Linked DNA regions of Homo sapiens: region 2 is linked to region 1. The links are chromatin loops, found by intact Hi-C in ENCODE. Cell type or tissue: OCI-LY7. All regions are shown on one strand. Region 1 overlaps NTNG1 (netrin G1). Region 2 overlaps NTNG1 (netrin G1).

Region 1 (8,000 bases):
AAACGATTAAATGTTAAATTGAATTGAGTTCAGATAAGATGAAAGCAAGTGATCAATATGAAATGGTGCCTGTTGGTGGAGATGAGCCTTGAGCTAACGTCTGAAGGAGAAGCAATCTTTATATAACTGGCAAGAGAGGATCCACATTCCACAAAGGGAAAAAGCAAATAAAAGCATGAAGTGAATAGAATTAACCAGAAAAGAGACTGATATTATTAGCAGGTTTTTTTATTGGGGGAAATAATAGTGGGATAATTATTAATTTTACTTAACTAACATTTATTAAGTGCAAACTATGGTTCAGATAAGGAGATGAAATTAGGCATGATGTTGAACGCAGTTATATTGCAGATTAAATCATGTTTCCTGTGTATTCTAAATGATGACTGAATTGGACTGGATGACCCCCCAGTTTCCTCATGACTATGAGACTTTGCAATGATATACTCCATGTGGCTTTCTGGCACAGAGACTACACAATTCTATACTCCCTCCCTAGGAATACAGCAAGACACTGTTTTATTTGTATTTGCAGTGGGGCTTTTTTCCTTCAGAAAACCATCCAATGAATAAGCCCTGTCATTTCTCCATCATATGTTCATGAAATTCAGGTGTGAAAATGCTTTCTTTTGAAAACTATAATTAGACTAATTCATATTTACAACACAAGGAAAAAACCTGCCTGTAATTCTTTGATTAACTTTTAAAAAGAAGCAGCAATATGAAACCCTGACCATCCATTAGACAAGATATAAAAATGTTCCTAAGAAATTCAGTCAGCCAGCCTTCTGTATGATAAAAGCCAGCCATGGAAAAGCCATGAAACAGAAGGGAGGGAAAGGGCGAGGCACTAAGACCAAACTCAAACATTTGCTCAGAATATTCTCCTGAGCTCATCCTCAAGTAATCAGCCAAAATAAAAACAGATTGTTAAGAAGGGTAGGGAAACTTTTAAAAAAATCTGAAAGGTCTTGAAATCTTCATCTGCCCTTATTCTATTTTTGCTTAAATTGAAAATAGCATCATTTGCCTTGTGCTTTACAGTTTACAAAGTGTTTTAACATATATGCCGTGTTTCAGTTTCACAGCAACTCTGGATTTTACAGCTGATGCAAGAGTCTCAGAGGTTTAGGGACCTGCCCACACCTCTGCTTCATCAAGCAGTGGACACTGAGCACACATCTAGGTCTTCAGACTCCAAAGCTCATGGTGTTTTCACTGCACTACATCATGCACCTGTTCAGCTTTGGCTTCATTTGTGCTGGAATAATGCACAGACTAATTCATGTTCCTACTTAGATCCGGCAACCCCATAGTGGAGGCCACAGTGAAAATTAACTAGTGAACACTTAGCTTTCCAGTAATTAAAGCAGTAGGATAACATGTAACCAACAACCACAGGTATCTAGCATACCTCACATTAGACATCAAGTGGTAGTATTACAAAGGAAATAAAAAGCCTCTTCTCCATAACTCTCCTAAGCTGCCAGCTAGTGCATCCAGAATTTCCACCATTTTAGTTATTCCTTTGGGCAAGGTGTAACCGTCTCTTTTAAATAGCAATTATTTTATTGAGGTGAAAATATCATGGCACACAGACTTAAGAAAATTGATCAGAGAGAGAGTTCTGAGGAAAATGGGTAGAGGTTGGGGTAATTCTGATGGATGGTTTCAGGGATGGGTGCTCTTTGGATGCCCAAGGAGATTGTGATGGTGGTACAAGAGCATGAGACGAGGGAGTGCTGGATATGGGATGAGCTTCACGCTTTCTGCAATGTTGTTCAGGGCTCTCCCTTCCCCTGTTGTTGTCTCTGCCATATTTAAATCAGTCTGTTCCAGCTGAGTACTCCATGGACCCTGTCAGCCACGCTCTAAGATTCTACAAAATAGTGTAGCATAAGCCAAGATGCTAATTTGATGTTACAATTATGAAGTGATCCTCAGAATTGAAATAGCAAACACTCTTTCTTCAGATTATTGCAGCAGGATGCAGACTAGTTTATCATTTCTTCCATAAAGAAGTCATTTCCCGAGTGTCAAAAATGACATCAGCTTTCAACAGGATGAGGAGGTACTGGCAGTGATTAAAATATTTGCTTTTTTCTGGCTGGGTGCAGTGGCTCACACCTGTAATCCCAGCACTTTGGGAGGCCGAGGCGGGTGGATCACTTGAGATCAGGAGTTTGAGACCAGCCTGACCAACGTGCTGAAACCTCATGTCTACTAAAAATACAAAATTAGCTGGGCATAGTGGTGCATGCCTGCAATCCCAGCTACTCTGGAGGCTGAGGCAGGAGAATTGCTTGACCCAGGAGGCAGAGGTTGCAGTGAGCTGAGATCACGCCATTGCACTCCAGCCTGGGCAACAAGAGCGAAACTGTGTCTCAAAAAAAAAAAAAAATATATATATATATATATGTATATATATATATGTTATATAATGTATATATTCATTATATAATGATTATATATGTTATATATTATGTTATATATTTTTATATAAAAATTATATATTATATAGTTCTTACATAACATATATTTTATATAATAATTTATATGTTTATTTTATATATAATTTATATATATTTATTTTATACATAATTATATATAATATAATATATATTATATTTTATATAAGAAATATATAATATATAATATAAGAAATATATAATACTATATATATTATATATATTTTTTCAAACCCATTTCAAAGATCTTTTGCCTTTTTTTTGGAGCTATGTACTTCCATATTGCAATATAAGAACTGATTCTTCTTTAAAACAATGAAATTTATAGAGTTAAAGAAGTGAGATAGCAGTTACACGAGAAGCAGATTTATGTGTCATGTATACAAATCAATAACAAAACTAAGTTTCTTAAGTCTTTCTAGTAATCATGGGAAGAAATATGTAACATGTATTCTGGAGGCATGGACGAGAGATACTCAGTGACTGGTGACTAGATGTTAGAAAGTAGCCTCTCGGCTATGAGTCAAGGACCATATATTAAGTGATCTTTACATCCTAAACAGGGCTTAGCATAGGATGTGCACATATTAGTTGCTACTTAAATGCTTTCTAATATATTGATTTGCTAAGCAGACTGATAATGCAGATAAAATTTCACAGGCATTACTTGACTTTGCAAATACTTTTCAGAATTCAAATAAATTATTTATGTACTACCCATGAATTAGAGACTATCCATTCATTATCATATAAATTATATTACTTGATTTCCTTGCTGAAAATCTTCCAGTGGCTTCCTGTTGCCTATAGGACCTAAACAATTTGGCATTTGCTCATCTCTCCTACCTTAATTTCTATCACTTTCCACCTTGAGTATTCCATACTGTACTTTCTATTTCTCTTCAGGGTCTTTACACTCACTGTTTCTCTTTTTGGAATGTTCTTCCACAGATATTTCCGTGGCCCACTCTTTCACATCCTTTAACTTTTGTTCTGATATTCTGACCTCTCAGATCACCTCTTCCTAAAGTGGCTGTCTTCTTATTCTCTTTCCCTTACCCTGATTCATTTTTCTTCATGGTATATATCACTGCCTGAAATTATATTTATTGTTTTGGTGTGTCAAGTTCAGTACCTGGTATATAATGCCCACTAAACATTTTCCTAAAAAAAATCAATTTTTCTAATCAATATGTTTGAGTGCTATAGACCAAAGGGTTGGTCGGTTGTCAGGCAGGTAAGCAGACCCTGTATAAGACAACAGGGTGTGGCGGGAGCAGCAACCATGTGTGAACAGTTTAGGCTTGATTAAGAGGTATGCAAATAAAAAATAAGTAAAATGTTGTGTCGACCAAATAAGATATATCTGGGGACCAGATTGGGCCCAACTGTTTTGGGTTTACATAAGTTACACAATAAATAGCAGTGACTATCTCGTGATAGTTTTGGAGAAAATACTGTTTTCTATAAATATGTATTTCCACTTCTCTCTTTTCCTTTTTTTTCATCTTATCACACTTAGTATTTTTTCCTTCAGATGTAAAGGTGAATTAGCACGGTGTATGCACTCAATACTGTCTGTTCAGCTCCCTAATGATATGAACAGTGAATGCAAATGTAAACCTATCTGTAGGTTTTCTAATCACAGAAACAGGAAGCTCCAAATTTAAGAACATAGAATCAGTGATGCAAATGTGTTGGGGGTGGGGGAGCTTGCCAAGGACAGACAGAAAATAGAAAAAGTCACCCTTCACTTCTGATGCCTACTCTCAATCAAGTCTCAGATAGGGGCAATTTCCAGAGAAATGATCATCCTATAGGTATGAATAGGTTAATGAAGCTATAAAGCCTTTGTTTGCCCACCAGACCTGTTTTCTCTTCTCTTCCTGGGAAACTAAGGCTTCTCTTAAGCCATTCTCTGATTCTCTGATATCTTAACTGGTCTGTGATAGGGTTCAGATTCAGTCAATCTATTATCATCTCCTATTTATATTTCTCTGCAATCAATGACCATGCTGTATTGCTTCAGGCTGTGATTCACAATCATAAACTGTAGTTTATATTTATCAACTTCATTTATGAGAAAAATTGGGCACGCAGGATGTAATTACATTGTCATGAGCTGCTAAAGACAAACACTGAGGCTCACACATCAGTGACCACAGAAGTCAGACCCGTTCTCCCCAACAGCTCAGTTTGTGTGTCCAAATCTCTATAGCTCTACTGGCATCTAGGAGCTGCAATTTCCTGTGTGTGTGTTTTAAGTTGCCTTGTTCAGATTTCTAGCAAATTGGAGTAACATTTGGTGATAGAGACGTCCGCATTTTCAATAGAACTTTATATTTTTTTGTGAGACAATGATCAGCCTTGTAGCAGTTGGCCATAATTTAGATTAATTTACAGTGGAGCTGTCAAGTCTAGAATTAACAGAGAAAACCTAGCATAAACTAATCTGTCAGTTCAAGGCACAGACTTCAATCCTTTAATCACAGCTAAACTCTTTTACTTCTGGGGCACCAAAGCTGTCCTCACAGCAGGGTGTTATGGCATGTTTGTAATGTCTGAAGGGTAAAAATATGCTCAAATTGCAGTTCAAATACTGTGTTTTTAAGCAACAGCAGCTTGTAGATGTTGTTAAACTCTCTGCCTTTTTTTTTTTCCTGGAATGATTTGATTATCATCGTAAGGTCCTCTTTAGAATTCCTTACTTTCAAAACAGATACACTAAAATTTAGGCTTTTCTCCCCCATAGGTCAGTGCTCTGTATTAGTTTGGAAAAAGATGACCAGATTTTCAGTGGGCTAGATCAACACTAGAATGCAACAAATGAATTGATTGTAAAGAAAAAGTTTACATTAGACAGACTCATCCAGAACAGGAAACCCCCACTCGTGACCAAATCTATGTGCAAGTGGCCATTTGCTGTTGATTAATTCTAGTCATAGATGTCAAAAAAAAAAAAAAATTAAGTACTATCTCCTCATGCCCATCTATTTTCCAGTGCTCAACTTGAGAGTATCATCTTCTTCAATAAGGCTTGAAGAACTAAATTTTTAAAATAACTCAAGTAGAGGTAGCACTTAATATTTCTTAGTCCAGAGTGTAATATTTTCTCTCAATTGCATTTTTCCCCACAAAGATTAAAAAAATTCATACCTTAGGTATTTACTTTCAGGTTGTGCATATTGTTATATATGCATTCTTAGGACATGTAAACACTTTCTCACAGTGTTTAGAGTCACAATAAAAGCTCATTTTTAATTTGATATCTTTCAAAATTTTAACCATGTATTCGAATGGAATGATCTATTATTTGAGTGGTCAGAAATTTAAAAGAAACGATTTGACTTACATAGAAGAGTAGTATATAATGCTATAAATTCCACTGTTACAGTTTCAAATGTTCCTTAGATATATGAAACCAAGTGCAACTTTAATATTCTAACTAAAGAACTTCATCTATATTTCAAATGTTTCTAATCAATATTTTCCTTCATTTCAGATCAACTCACCATTATAATCACAGATAACTGGAAAGTTAAGGACCAGATAGCCTGTTATGAATAATTTACAGCTGTCATTGTGAAAAACGAATTGTTAAATATCACTGAAAAAAAAATATTTACAATTTTATGTCAAAAAATAATTTTTTTCCAGTTCCCTTTGTTCTTTGTTAGCTTTTAAAATCAAGCTGTCCTCTTTCTTCCAATGTTAACTTGGTGATTCAGGATTTCTGGCCATTTCTCAACTATTTCTATCAGATCAGCCAAGTAAAGAATGAAATTAGCTAAAGTTTTTAAGGAACTATGAAATGTCTGTGGAAGAAATGAAGTAGTTAAAATTAAAAGCTGAGCTCTCATATGTTTATGGAGATTTTGGGGTCCAAGACTTTGACAAGGAGGTATTACAATCAAAGTATCTAGAAAATATGTTATAATCCTGAATGAATCATGTTTAGCTTTTCTTCCCTTTCTCATGCTCACTGCATGCCTGCTCATCTTTTCTGGCCCAGTTAAGTATAAATTTAGGAATTTTTTTTAATTGAGATCATGGCTCAATGAGGATCAGGTCAGCAGAAAATAATTTCTTTCAAATAGTACTCTCATATACTATAGGGCATAAGTTAGTCCTCTGTAACCTAGGGAAAGAATCCATGGACACAATTGTCAGGGCCAATTCTGACTGGGGTGGGGCCTAGCAGTGAATGCATTTAAAAATTATATTTGGTGATTTGTGTTGTCTGGTTAGGCACTGCTGATTAGGCCCAGATGGAGACAGACTTGTTAAAATTCTCCCCATCATCAGATTGGTCTTTTATTTTTGAGACAGAGTCTCACCTTGTTGCCCAGGCTGGAGTGCAGTGGCATGATCCCCACTTGCTGCAACCTCCACCTCCTGGGTTCAGGAGATCCTCATGCCTCAACCTCCCGAGTAGCTAGGATTACAGGTATGCGCCAACATGCCCGGCTAACTTTTATATATTTTTTAGAGACAGTGTTTTGCCATGTTGTCCAGGTTGGTCTCAAACTCCTGAACTCAAGTGATCTACCAGCCTTGGCCTCCCAAAGTGTTGGGATTACAGGCATGAGCCACCACCAGATTGGTCTTTAATTCCTATACCCAAAGGATACAATACGTTTCTTCTAATGACTTGACTCCCTTCAGAAAATAGCCAAATTCTTCCTTAAAAAAAAATCATTCTTATAAATTGGTTAATTCATTCAACAGGACTGGCTGGCATGGTGGCTCACACCTGTAATCCCAGCACTTTGGGAGGCCGAAGCAAGCAGATCACTTGAGGCCAGGAGTTCGACACCAGCCTGGCCAATGTGGAAAAACCCTGTCTCTACTAAGAATACAAAAATTAGCCAGGTGTGGTGGTGGGCGCCTGTAATTGCAGCTACTCGGGAGGCTGAGGCACAACAATCACTTGAACCTGGGAGGTGGAGGTTGCAGTCAGCTGAGATTGTGCCACTGCACTCCAGGCTGGGTGACAGAGCAAGACTCTGTCTCTAAATAAACAAATAAATAAATTTATTCATTCATTCAATAAATATTTTTGAGAATATACTTTCTACCAGGTATGTTCTAGGTCAATATCATTTTAATCTTAGCATCGGATTAAAATTTCTTAAAGAGCTTTTAAAATATGTCTATGTGAGGCCTTATGCCAGATGTGCATAATCACTGGATACAACCCTAAGTATAACCAGGATGGAGACACTTTCCAGGCACTGAGGTGACAAAGGTGAGAAGAACAGACTAAATCCCTTTCATAGTGAATACATTTTCATGAAGGTAAAACAGCCCAAAATATGAAGACTTTTGTTTCTGCCACGACGGTGGTCTGGAATACACAAAAATCTTTTTAGGACACAATAATTTATGAACACTTTTGAGACTGTGTAAAACAATGTAGAAAAATCCACTGAGGTCAGAAATAAACAATAAAACCAGAGCATTACTGAAGCCATGGATTACCGAATCTCTGTGGCCTAGAGTTTGAGGGTGGCGGTGGTTGGACTTGTATTG
Region 2 (8,000 bases), 71 kb before region 1:
TTTTTTACTGTTTAAAGTGTGTAAGTTGACAATAAATCACCAATGTTTTGTAAGCCAGTAAGCAGAGTTACATCTGGCCAACGTGAATTCACATACTCCTCCAGTCAATTAGCCCATGACCATTAATTAATATAAGATTTTAGAGGCAAAAAATGTAAACAAAATTAAACAAAACAGTAAAACATTTAAACCATAATATATCCCAGTCATTGTCATAGGAAAATGTGGGTAAGTGTAATGTTTTGCAGTCATGAAAATAAAGGACAAGAAGGGGTGTGGCCTTCCCTTCACCTTATGTAACAAATAATTCAGTTTTTTAAAAGTGTCATTTATGGAATGATGGTCAATGGTGGATATTGGAGTAATGCAAAGAGTCTTGGAGGATCATATTTTATTCCATGAAATTAGGAAGAACATGCAGGACTGTTAGATTACAAAGCAACGTAAAATACCTGGCAGGGGGTGCTTCATTTAAAAGTTATACTAGAATTGATTTACAGGTATTAAAAGTGTCTTATGTTCCCCTTATTCTATTTAAGGTACCTCTGATTACCCAACCATGGGTTTCAAAGGGGAATTAAAAATTATACATCATAATTTTAAGAAATGCTTAGCAGCAGCTGCTGAGCTCTGTTTCATTGTGATGCAAAGCTTGTCAGCTGGATTATTAACAGTGATTACTCAGGGTCACAAACCATATATCCTCTAGCTTCCTGCTTAATGCTCAAGTTTACATGAAACAGAAGCATGCAAGGATGTCATCTTCATGTAATTGCTATGTCATTACAGGGTAATTACATGTATCTTTGGAGACATGGCTGTGTTTGGAATTTGTAGAAAAAATGGGCAAATTCACCAGTAATTACAAAGCAGCAATCACTGTGGCAACATGGAATAGCCTGCTGCATTTTATATTTGCCATAATATAAAATGATGCAAGTATTTTACAACATCTATTTCATCACACAGAGCCTACATTTTGTCAAAGATATGAGTTGTTCCTTTACAGCAAGGGTGGTGAATTTTATTGTCAGTTGTTAAAGAATTGGCAAAGTGTTCTTTTTTTATTTTTAATGTAGATGAGACTTAGATGAAGTTCAAAGTTTCCAAGATTAGTGCCTTATTCTGTGAAAGTGAATGGGGTAAATATCCCTTCATTTTCATTAGTGCTTTCTATACAAAATGGTATTAAGATTAACTCTCAATTACTTGTGATGTATCCTTTCGAATTTAACAGTCCTGCCGCAAGCCCTTTAGGAATCTTAATTGTGGAAAATAGCAAATAGGTTCATGCTGTCTCATAGGGCAAACCTTAGCAAAGGAGCCAGAGGCTTCCAACGGCCCTGAGAGGGCAAACTCCAGCCTAGTGCACAGGCAGCCCCAGTACCACTGTCCTCAGCGCCTCAAGCAGGGTAAGTGAAATCTACAGCTTTTTAAGGAAATTGTTATTAATTCATTGTGTGCATATAAGCACTACAGATAAAAGATAGACCTTAGTACCTATCAGCTAGCTAAATTTTTCTATTCATTCTTGAAACACAATTTTCTTCTTTAGAAAAGGGCAATAATTTAAGAAATTATGGTGGGTGAGGGAACAATCTAGCTAATATTACTTTTTATTTTATTTTATTTTTTGAGATGGAGTCTCGCTCTGTAGCCCAGGCTGGAGTGCAGTGGCGCTATTCTCTCAGCTCACTGCAACCTCTACCTCTCGAGTTCAACTGATTCTCCTGCCTCAGCCTTCTGAGTAGCTGGGATTACAGGCACAGGCCACCACGCTCAGCTAATTTTTTATCTCTTTCAGTAGAGATGTGGTTTCACCATGTTGGCCAGGCTGGTCTCAAACTCCTGACCTTAAGTGATCCACCTGCCCGGGCCTTCTAAAGTGCTGGGATTACAGGCATTAGCCATTGCACCTGGCCTAATGTAGCTAACTTTAATAGTACCTAGGAATGCACTCCTTTGTGTTCACCAAGTACTTCGCTTGGTTTCAAGTACAAAATACTAAATAGAAACAGGTTTACCTCGATAAAATGGAATTTTCCAAAAGTTTATAATTTTAATTAATAAACTTTCTAGAAATGGAGAGGAAAACTCTTCTTGATTTTTAAAAGTAAAAATAAATACAAAATTGATATCTTTTTCATATTTCTTCTGTAGTTTATCTGATTTAAAAGACAGACACTGAATGGATTGTTTTCTAGTCTGTGGATAATCAAATATGGATTTACAACTGAACTATACCTCTTAAAACTGGATAGAAAGAAGCAGATGTGGAGTTCACAGTTTACTTCAGAACTGGAAAAAAGGCCAAACTTCATAATAATAAAATACTCTGAATAAAATATATTGTGATATTGTTAAGTTACCTGATAAGAGAAATTTTATGGAATAAAATATTTCCTTTTAAGGACTTTTTTAGATTGATTTAAAATCATATTAAATATTATAAAACATTTTAATCTTATGTAAAAATGGTTAGGTTTTTTATCCTGTGTTCCTATTTATTTTAGTTTTTCTGGTGTTTACCTATCTATAGCATGACATTTATATATTTTTATAAATGACATTCAGTAAAATGTACTCTGCCTTCAAAATTCAGACAACTACATGTCTTTTGGTTTTCATTAATATCCTCAAATCTTTGTAACCCAAGTGTTATGAAGACAATTGAACTTCTGTTCATAAACTCAGAGTGGAATTGCTGCTGTCATCCAAAACACATACCATAAGTAAAAGTCTGACAAGCTTAGCTTTGCTAATTGTGTCAGTGGTTGAAAGTGTTTAAGCTTTGAAGTCAGAAACCCTTTGCTGTAAGATTTGGGTCAATCTGCCTTACTTTTCTCAATGACAAGACAGGGGAAACAATTAGTGTAATACTTACCCCACTGTTTTGTTAATGAGGATTAAGTAAAAACAAAACAAGACATCTGCAAGCCAGTTCACAGTTGACCAAGGGTTTCCTGTGCATCCCATTTATCCTTTTCTGACTAGAAGGCTCAAATGACTTACCTATGGCACACAGCCATGAGCTAGCAAACGGAAATTTGAGCCTAGCTTTCTGGCCTCTAAGTCCAGTACTTTCTCTCCTAATTGACAAATAATAAATAAGGAGATGCTCTGAAATACAGAAAGTACTGTAGACACCAACAGTATTATATATACTTGGCCCAATTTGATTAAAAACAACTCAACAGCTTTTTTTTGTGACACTTGGATCTTGACGATCCAATCAGAGGACAATGATCACAGAAATACGAATTGGATTTCTTTTCTTGATAAAAAGATTGCTTGTCATTATTCAGCTTGTGTATCCTATTGAACGTACCTCAATGTGAAAAAGTCTACCTTTAAAACTGGGTGCCTATATAGCTACCTACTGGTGTGGTAATGGCTACACATATATTTTTCAGCATTTCAAATATATGCATTGCTTCAGAGTGAATTATGAAGTGAAATTCCATTTATTGTTTCTTATTTTTCCATTGGCACCCCCATATTCTTAAAGACAGGTTTCACTATGTAAAAGGTAGGAGATTTTCTGGGTGGGAAAGGTGCCTGGTCCTCCCTAGGTGCCAAGAGCAGTAGTCATTGGTGGGGAGGGAAGGGAAAGTGCTCAGGGGCCTCTGTGGACGCAGTTTTCCAGGGCTAAGATAATTAGTTGCCTAGAATACTTTTGAGAAATTACTCCTCCTTTTTGGGAGCTGTAGGAAAATTCAATAAATGGAATTTCATTGCTATGGATGAAGAAGTCAGACAAACTTTTACATTTCCAGTTGCTAGTCATTTTCAATCTCAAATAGCAACATTTTCAATCTATCAATACTCGTTGATCACCAATTATATGCAAGAATCTGTACCCTAATTTTTCATATCTATAATTAAATCGCATATAATGAGTTTCTATTTTGAAAGTTGAATGTATAGCCTTAAGTTTAAGGCTATAAGATCAGTTCAGAATCATCAGGTTTTACAATTTCATACAAAAGCAAAAAACGGGAAGAAAGAAAATTCTTAATTTCTTTAACATGATTTCTGAGATCATCATATTTAAAGCAACAACATAAGGGTTCAAAGTATATCCCCCAACTATGATTTCAACCAATACAAGTGAAATCACAAGTGAAATCTACCATAGGATATTTTCTACATTGAGAAAGTTCATTCTGGCTCAACCGCGGTGCAAATCGCCAGCCTCTCCACCCTAAATATCTCCCCGTAGCTCAAAAGGCACAGAAGAATAGCTGAAATTGTAATGGAACTGACCTATGCACACATTCTCATCGTCCAGTTGTGCAGAAGCATTTCTGAAGTAGCCCAGCCTGCATAACTCACAGTGCTGCCCTCTAGTGTTGTGTTTACAGCTCACGCAAATGACTGTATTTAGCAGATCGATATAACTGCATCGATTGGAGTGGCCGAAGCATTCACAATCTTGCAAGGAAGAACAGAAATGTATACAGAGTGTATACAGTAGCAGAGTAATAGCATACTACATGCTTGGGTAAAATGAGGGATGGAGAAAAGACGGTGGAATGGCATTACATATATGTGATTCAACACAACACATGGTGGCAACAGGTGGTTGTGACTGGCACGGAAATAGCATCTGTTTCAAGCAGGATAGAAAGGTCGGACATTCGGAACAAGACTGAAGATTGTTAATTCTTGGCAGACAAAATGAACAGAAGCATTTGCAGGTGTACACCTTTTAAAATTTGGGAAGCCTCAGTTTCTAGTGATGAAAAAGTCTATTATTTTTATTTTTTGCAGATGGAGAATTTTAGTGTCTTTGCACCATTTCCCTTGTTTTCATCTTTTCAGCCTTAAAAAAAGTGAGAGGGGACTGTGTGAGCATTGAGAGTCTAAGTACCATCACCATGGCTCCTTTAGCTCTCTGACATCATGCCAAGACAGCAACTCAGTCGGGGTTTCATATACATCATGGCAAATTTAATAGAGTTCTAGACAACTAAACAATTCTTTATTTTTGTTTTTCCCCAATGCTAAGAGAAGATGGCTTTCTTAAGCCTTTCTTCAGACCAAATCTGTATGTATATGTGTGAGAGAAGACAAAAAAAGCAGGGAGATAATTTGTGCGAAAAGGTGCTTTTAAGATTCCCTCCTTTTCTCTTAAGTTTCAAGAATAGTTTGCTACAAAAGAAGAATTAGGTAGCTACTGTAACCCCACCTTTCTTTTCCTTGGTTTCTCTGAAATGTTAGAGGTGTCTCTGAGGCTTAGGAGTGATGGTGGTAATGACTAGACAGGGAGATGAAGAAGAGCATGAGAGTAGTTGGGGAAGGGTGGAGGGTGACTAGATTTCTTCTTTCTTGCATCTCAACTAGAGAAAGAAGTTGTAAATCCAATTCAACCTTTTAAAAATAAATGATAATGACAAAGTCTCTGTTGGTAGAAATAATTATCACAAAAGTGTGAGTGGTAACTAGGTGGGGTATCTGTTTTGTCTTCATGGAATATGAGGGTAGGCCTAGTTGGACATTTATAAGGAAGGTCAGCCAGGATACTGCAAATTTTGTTTGTTTAAAAATATTTCTTGCATCAATATCTGTCTTGCTTTTATTTTATCCCACTAGAAAGCCAAGCACAGTCATTATTTGAACACATTCATTCATTCTTTCATTCATTCATTCAATAAATATTTTTATTGAGTTGGTCTACCTATGTGTCAGGAACTTGGCTAGGTGTTGAGTTACTATTTTGGCCTATATAAAATTTTTCAAATATTATATTTTGATGAGTAGAGTAAAAATGAGTAAGTGTTGTCAAGTAAATAATAATAAGAGGTGGCTAACTTTTAAACTTTTAAAAAAATTAATATGCTACCACTCATCAGAAAAGTTCATATTCATTTGTTAGAGAGCTAGTTACTACAATAGGAAGCTGATAACAAGGTCCTGATGGAATGAAATCAAATTTGGATAGAAGCAGAGGAGGATACTCAAATGGTGAAGAGTAGAAGATAACCAGAAACAGTGTCAGCAACTTCGGGACCCCAGTTGCTAAAAGAGAGGCAAGAAGAAAGGGGGGATGCTGAAGCCAAACCACTTCGTTTATTTGAGGTGAGCTGTATCACCATGTGTACGTGAACAGGGAGAGAAGGGTGAGTGTGAGGACAGGAAGAAGTCAGAGGGGAGGCGAGTATGGAGGAGAGGGAGAGTACTGGGAGAAGGTGGCATTGAGACTCCAATGTAGGAGACAGTGTAAGGAAATATCCATATAAATTTAGTAGTAAAGGCATGCCAAGTGAATAATAATACTACCACCAATAATCATAGAGTTACAGATTACTAAATTAAAATCTCTTGTAAAACAACAAGCATTTCCCACCAATCCTCTGTACCGCTCAGAGTTACGCCTTGTTTATACTGGCATTACTGACTTCTGAGGGAGTCAGAAAAGCTTCTAGAGCCTTCTATGTTTGAGAGTTTGAAATAAAGACAATCTTTCAGGACTAGAGCCTTTTGAGAGCAGTGGTTGAAGGAAGGAAACCCAATTCTCAAACCTAATTGCTTCCCAAGGACTTTTTGAGAACTGCCTGGAATTCCTGAGGAGGGCCAATAACAGCCCTGCCCCTGGGTCGCCTCCTCTGGAAGAGGTCTCTTATTGGCTGTTCTTCTTCATGTTCCCTAACCCGGGTTGGTTCTTGGTACATCTAATTTAATTAATAGAGCTTTGTTCAAAAGCATCTTTTATGTGCAAAAATTCATCTAGGAGCTTTCTACAGCTACATATAAGCTTGTGGCCTGGAAGCTTATTTAGTAAATAAGAAAACATATGCTCAGATAACCAGAAAAAAATAGTATGTGCAGAGAAAAAACAGTGACATAAAGCAATCTAAGTAGAAGGAGAACTTCATTTAACAGGAGGAGAATTAGAAAAAATGTCCTACAGGATGTGCACTCTGAATCTTCCTCAGGGCAGGTAGAGTTTATTAAAACAAAACAAAATAGGAGGGAATGAGCATTTTAGGTGAAAGTAATAGAGTAAAGAGTGGGCAAAGGTATGAAGTTAGGGAAATGTAGAGAATAAGGCTGGTGACTTTTCATACTATGGTTCCTTTGTGGGTACCTAAAGGATTCTGTAGAGTCTGCCCAATGGCCAGAACTACATGCTTTAATCTACCTGATAAAACTTTATCTGAGTAAGAAAACCAAATCTGTAAGATACCCAAGTTCAACAGTTTAAGACCCATTCCATGAATCTCTATAAAAATGTTAAATGTGATATTATCACTACTATTATTAGAATTTAATGAATAGTACACATTTCTGTGGGGACATTAACAATTTATGGGTCTTGTTTAAAAACTAATTTATTAATTTAGAAAGGAAATGATAAATAATTGTATAAGAAATCATGTTCAGCTAAACATGCAATAGTATAAATTTATTTCAAATGATAACTGGATACTTTAAATGTTTTATCAGCATTAAAATGTTTTATGATGTAGAAAATGGGTAATAATAACTTGATTCTTTTAAGACTTCTAGTACTCTTCTGAGACTTTGATAAAGCTGTCATCTCTGGCCATAATATATTTGAGAATATAAAATAAGAAACAGATCTTTGAAAGTGATTTGAAAAACATGAGAGTACTATATAAATGCAAAGTATTTCAAATATGACTCTTAAACTGCTATATTATTTTCTGGTGTTCTGTTAATTTCCTACTTTTTAATACCTGGTCTTTCCACACAGGCACAGAACCTATTAAGGTACAGCTTGAGTTGCATTATCCTACTAAGTTTCTGAAGGGATGATATTAATAGTTTAATAATTATTTGATTCTTCAAATCACTGACCTCCCATGACCTCCCATTTCTTCTTATATAGTATCCATAGTCCAATCCTTATAATCACTTCCTTTTATATACTCCCTTGGCCTTCCACCCTCCAATTATAAGGAAATCTTGATCCCAGTTAAAAGTTGATGCTGGTTAAATTCAACTCTCCAGGAGGTCCTAGCCAGAGCTATCAG

What was found. Hi-C counts contacts between places; a loop is a spot of excess contacts. Peaks named below come from ENCODE experiments on the same cell type or tissue, not always from the same donor. Only the 100,000 strongest peaks of a DNase experiment are listed, where the experiment ranks them.
Region 2: it touches region 1 in a loop (2.8-fold over the local background); 1 of 110 quality-filtered maps calls a loop at or near these places.

The regions. Positions count from the first base shown.
Region 1 is chr1:107,355,793-107,363,792 of GRCh38, reverse strand. The region is part of intron 3 of NTNG1 (netrin G1); the gene reads right to left. Among named protein-coding and RNA genes, the nearest start is that of NTNG1, 220 kb to the right of the region's middle. In OCI-LY7, no CTCF peak of the experiment used is centred here; DNase peaks (open chromatin) are centred at 1,192, 3,802, 4,142 and 4,662; H3K4me3 peaks cover 4,677 bases; H3K27ac peaks cover 5,811 bases.
Region 2 is chr1:107,427,184-107,435,183 of GRCh38, reverse strand. It overlaps NTNG1 (netrin G1), which reads right to left. Exons shown (of 8, transcript NM_001113226.3): 6 at 4,267-4,434. Among named protein-coding and RNA genes, the nearest start is that of NTNG1, 290 kb to the right of the region's middle. RefSeq lists an enhancer at 2,475-3,331. In OCI-LY7, CTCF peaks have their summits at 4,141 and 4,352 (motif pointing left); DNase peaks (open chromatin) are centred at 663 and 4,323; H3K4me3 peaks cover 1,061 bases; H3K27ac peaks cover 2,225 bases.